Linked DNA regions of Homo sapiens: region 2 is linked to region 1. Evidence: read pairs that join two places in POLR2A ChIA-PET (ENCODE). Cell type or tissue: PC-3. All regions are shown on one strand. Links, peaks and the distances in the headings refer to the core of each region. The heading gives the core; the rest is flanking DNA. Region 1 overlaps LOC105375179 (a long non-coding RNA gene). Region 2 overlaps HDAC9 (histone deacetylase 9).

What was found. Peaks named below come from ENCODE experiments on the same cell type or tissue, not always from the same donor. Only the 100,000 strongest peaks of a DNase experiment are listed, where the experiment ranks them.
Region 2: POLR2A ChIA-PET joins it to region 1 with 5 read pairs; 2 of 35 experiments call an interaction of 5 or more read pairs at or near these places.

Annotation. Positions count from the first base shown.
Region 1 is chr7:19,390,643-19,393,466 of GRCh38, reverse strand. It overlaps LOC105375179 (a long non-coding RNA gene), which reads right to left. Exons shown (of 6, transcript XR_007060244.1): 3 at 23-1,199. Among named protein-coding and RNA genes, the nearest start is that of FERD3L, 250 kb to the right of the region's middle. In PC-3, for the core only: no CTCF peak of the experiment used is centred there; a DNase peak (open chromatin) is centred at 1,006; H3K27ac peaks cover 963 bases.
Region 2 is chr7:18,779,406-18,782,229 of GRCh38, reverse strand. All of the region lies in intron 16 of HDAC9 (histone deacetylase 9), which reads right to left. Among named protein-coding and RNA genes, the nearest start is that of HDAC9-AS1, 120 kb to the left of the region's middle. In PC-3, for the core only: no CTCF peak of the experiment used is centred there; no DNase peak of the experiment used is centred there.

The DNA.
Region 1 (2,824 bases), core at 50-2,549:
GAAAGATCAGTCTTCTTCATACCTTCAAGCTGTGAGACTGGCCTGCTTCTTTTAACTCATTTGTCCTACAAATAAGACAGAAGAGACTTCCTCAAGCAAATTATTTGCATCACTTCCCTGCTCAAATCCTTCTAACTATTCCCAATTATTTTAAAATCAAGTTGATACTTTGAATTGGGAAGCCAACAGTTAATTACTTGATTACTACAATTTGACAGAGCACTTATTTTCCAAACACATCATTCAGAATTCTGTCTTCTAATTACAAAGTGTCTTCCTTGTTTCCTACCAATTCTTCAGAAATTTGTTTCAAGTTCAACTACTTTCTAAAACTAGTCCAACTAAAGGCAAGTGCCTCACTTCTCCATGTTCACACACTCGCTCATGTGCACACACAAATGCCTATGACTGATCATGTATATATTTATGTATCTGTTTTTTGGTTGGTGGTGACTGTGTTGCATGTAACTTATGCTTCAAGCATCCTTTGTAAGTGCATGTAAAATACTGTAAAATTGGAGGCCTTTGTAAATTTTAGTTTCCATCCTTTTTACTTTTTTCTGATTATAAGCACCTTGAGGGCAGTGTTGCCATTTCCGTTTACCACCTGGCTGGCTATAGCTCTTCTAATATGGCAGGTGTTCAATAAATTGCATTGCATAAGGATCTGTGGTTGACTGATTAACTTCTTGGCAAATGAAATTTATTTAATATTCCCCTTGAGTTCACAAATGGTTTATGCACTTCACAAAGCACCTTTACTTAGAATCATTCTGGCCTTGCTTGAATCTGACCAATAACCTCTAAATAAAACACTAAGGTCTCTAAAAAGAAGACTGTCTTTTAGCCACATGGAGTATTTTCATTTTCATTACCCTATTGTTGCACACATATCAGACTGGAATATGGTTTACATACTAGAACCTTCCAACCTCCAACCCAGCAGTCTTGCACTGGTCTTTCTGTGCTCTGTTTTCTTTGTGAATCACGGATTAGTAGTGTAGCCTTTCTGACCTGCAATAAAACTCACACATTCCCTTAAACATATGCTACTCTACAATGAATTTCATTGAAGGAAAAAATACACGTGAATTCTACCTGACTGATTTTTTTTCAGCTTTGGGGTACTGTGGTTAGATCAAATAATGCAAGTTATGTCGGAGAGAGCCAGGAACTTCAGGCCTCCATAAATTCTGATCCTGTAAATCCAATGACAGAATTAGAATATTTTTCTTTGTCAAGGCTTCAACTTCTTTTTGTTTAAACATCAGGGCTTTCTAATCAACTTGCTATTGTTTCTCAGACAAAACAGAATCAAAAGTTATATTCTAAGGAAGGATGTGGCACAAGATAAATGATGGGAAATAAAGCTTACTACTGGAAAATACTCTTTAATAGTTTTCACTTGGATATCACACTTTTGTTTACTCTCTCTCTCTCTCTAGCACTAGACTTTGGAAAATACACATTATCCATACCACACCAGCATAAAATGAAGCCTGATTCTGTATGTATTAATACTTATTTACATTACGAAGTCAAACAATTTTTAAGTCACATTTAAATATGTTCATCATTTCCAAAGCTTTTTAAGAAAAGGGATATTATTTATCTATCACTAGAAAATACTGCTATGAAACTCTCCTCTGCCCTCTCCACACAAAGAAAAGATATATACACACATATTGTTTACCTTTTTCTACACAAAAACTCTGGAAGAATAAATTATTAAATTTTTAACAAAGTATTTCATGTATACTTCAGCCTCATTTTTTAAGGGAAGCGTTTCTATAAGTTATAGCAATTTGTTTCTATTATGAATACACACAAAGCACTTCTAATCTTCTTTTTGAAAGTAGACACTGGGGGGAGTTATTTTATCCCATCATGAATTATGGCTTTAAATTTACTTTGTTTTTAAAAATATTTTTAAAATTAATATACTTTGGGGTTTTTTGAGTAATTTTACATTCCCAGAAAAACTGGGTAGAACATACAGTTTCCATACATTATTATCCAACCCTCCCCACTTATAATTTCCTGTGTTATTAACCATTTGCATTAGCGTGGTACATTTATAATATTCTTTTAATATATACCTTTGGTAGCATTTATATTAATAATAATCTATGCTTAATAGCAGCTGAAAGTACATTTTTAAATGGATATTTTACCTTTATGTTAAAGATAAACATAAAGATCTATACAGAGTTACAACTATATATTTTTATGAGATATAAATAGTACATAATCCATCCCATTTTTATGATACTTTATAAGATTTTAAGCCTACCTTGATGCTTTTTGAAACACACACACACACACACACACACACACACACGCACACACAAAACTGCTTGTTTATTTTCTGAGGCCTGCGTGGGCACTTTACTTCAAAATGTGCTAATTGCTCTGACTTCGGCCAGGGCTCTTTGCTGGGCTGCACACCTCTGCCTGCTACATCTGTGTTTACATAACTTGTGGGATCACTCAGAGTCCTGCTGCAGGTCCCTTTAGCTTCTTTCAGGACCAGGCCTCAGTGAGTCTAACCAAAGTCAAAGTCACCCGGATCAGTTACTCCCGAGAGCTTACTCTGGTCAGAATCTACCTTTCACTAACAGTTTGATGCAAAATCATACACAACATATTCCCTCAACTGAGGACATATGGTTTGTACGACTGTAAATTTAAAAAGTAGTTGATAAATTACTTTGTAAGATCTTTACTATTAATTTCTGTCAGGGGACAGAAAAATAGCAAAGGGCATCTACCATTGTTGCAAAAACAACACTTCCTGCAACAGGATAGAACTCTCTGCAGTGTC
Region 2 (2,824 bases), core at 265-2,764, 610 kb after region 1:
CTTCCTCAGATGCCTTGAACATTTCACCCTGAAAGTTGGGAAATGAAACTCTTCACCCAGTTCTGAGCAGTTTAGTAAGGTCTTGCTGCTATTTTATGCTGACGCTAGGGCCACAGGGCATTTTCTGAATAATTGAGTTTAAGCTTAAATAATGATCAGATGCCCCTGGAAACCTATTGACAGACACCAGACTCAACAAAGAAACAGAGGTTTTTCATTGCAGTATTGATTCTGTGCCATTTTAGCAGGTTGTATTAAAGCTAAACCGCAAAATAAAATAAAAATCATTTTAACTTTTGCACTGTGTCAGGTAAAGTGTATTTTTTAAATGAATCATCTACTGTGGACCAAATATTTCTGCAAACAGCATCTTGATTTGGTAACTTAAAAATTATCTACTTTCATCTTCTAATGCCAAATTTCTTTTTGTGTTTGCCTTGGGAAACAAAATAATTACCTTTTCCCACCTAAGTGGTATTTGATAAGCTCAACATTTTCCTATCCTTGATCCTTTACAATTAGGGCTAAAGCTGATGATTCCAGTAGATATTTTGTTTTTGGAAATGGTAAGAAAAGGGGTGTGAGTTGCGAGGTTCCAAGAAAAAGAAAAGCCTAATTTATTAGTAGATTCACAAGAAAAGGTAATAAAGTCAAATCTATTGCCCAAAGAAAGCAAAAAGTAAATATCTTTGGTCAGTATTTAAAGAACAGCATAGTGGGTAAGATTGGGGCACCTACTAGGTGCTGGACCCTATTAAGCACTTTACAAACACTACCTATTTAATTCCTCATGAGAGCTTTATAAAAGTATTATTAGTCACCTTTACAGAAGAGTAAACTGAACTGTAAAGAGGTTAAGTAACTTGACCAAAGTTATATAGTTGATGAGATGAAGAGCTGGGGTTTCAACCAAAGCCAACCCTGGACATTAATATCGTTATGGACTGAATTGTGTTTCCTCAGAATTCGCATATTGAAGTCCTAAGCCCAATGGGACTGTATTCAGCAATCAATAAGTCCTTTGAAAAGGTAATTAAGGTTAAATGAGATCATAAGGGTGGGGCCCTAATACAAAATGACTGATGTCCTTATAAGAAAAGAAAGAGACAGCAGGGATGCGCATGAACAGAGAAAAGCTTGTGAGGCCACAATGAGAAGAAGGTCATCCAAGGACCCAGGAGAGAAGCCTTAGGAGAAATCAAATCTGCCAACATTTTGATATTGAACTTCTAGGCTCCAGAACTGTGAGAAAATTAATTCCTGTTGCTTAAGCCACCCAATCTGTGGTATTGTGTTATGACAGCCCTAGCTAGCCAAATACAGATGTGAACTTTAAAAAGATATTCTGTGTTGTTGATTCTTTAGAACACAATGGGCTAGTGCAAGTGTCCTAGGCATAGGGTTATGGGTGTCTGTCTTTACTGCTCTTTCTTCAAGGTCTGACACATAATAGATGCTTAACAAATTTTGTCGAGGGAATGAATTAAGGATGAGAACCAAAGAATCCTATAGTGATACTGTTCTTTACAGGGCTTTACTGTGGCTAAACTATCTAAACTCCAAACACCACCCCTGTTTGGGCCCTGCAATACATCCATGATGTAGTGATGACTGCTTCTCTCATCTTCAGTCTGCACCAGGTATAGCCTACTAGCTCTTGCTTGCCAGCATTGGGTGCTTCCTTTGGTGCATCATCCTACAATGATGCTTCTTCACTGAATCATCCAACAACAACTGTGATGTCCCCAGTGCCCTGGATCTCTGTTGTCATGCATCACCCCTGTCTCTCACAGAAGCTTCCCCACTCACTATTTTCCCAAGGGAGACAGACTGTGTAAGACTTAAGTCAACAAGATCCCCAGTGACAAGCTAATGGGAGCCTGCTATCTGATCTCTCAAGAAAAATGAATTTTGTAAAAAGCTGTTTTAAATTTGGATAAAGTACTATCACACAGTAATGACATATTTGATCCCCAGAGAAGACAATAAATCACATTTCATTTATCACCTTACTTCATAGGTGAAGGAACTGAGGCCCAGTCATTTCAATGATTTGTGAGTCCATGGTCTTACAGGATCTTACCACTCAAAATGTGGTCCACGGATGAGTAGCAATGCCATCCCTGAGTGCTATGAGAAATGCAGAATCTCAGCTCGCATTTGGTCCTGCTGAATTGGAATCTGCACTTTAGAGTTGAAAAAGCGCTTTTGGAGCAGTGACAACGTAAAGATTTGAATCCAGATTCCGGAGTTCCTAAATGAAGGCTCTCTGCCTAGATGCCTAATCACTGGGATTTCTGAAAGCAATGTCCTCCCTCCCTTTATTTGTCTCCCTGCAGTGCCTTGATTCTAATGGTAGACTATTAGTTGGATAGGTAGGTCAGGTGGAGACCTCAGGGTTGCAGGGCTTTGGAGAACCTTTAAATCAGGGAGTCTGTTTACCCTCTGCAGACCTGAATCTACTCAAGGTGACCCCACAGGGTGGTGCAGTGCTCATTACCACATATAGCTGCCAGTGATAACCTACATTATCACATTTGATCCTCACAATAATACCATGTGGGAGCCTTGCTTAGCCCTATTTCATAGATAAAGAAACCAAGTCTCAGATAAGTGAAATAATAATTAACAGAGCCTTTGCATTGCTGGTTTCTCAGACTCAGGCTGGGCAGGATACTTCTAAAATAAAACTATTCCGAGCAGTTTTGTGGACGCTTAGGTGTCAACACTTCAAAACTTCTAGAGCCCTCTCTAATTCTGGGTGACTGTCCCTTTTCTCCTCCTGTGGGATAATAATGAGAATCATGATTCTGGTCTGAGAACC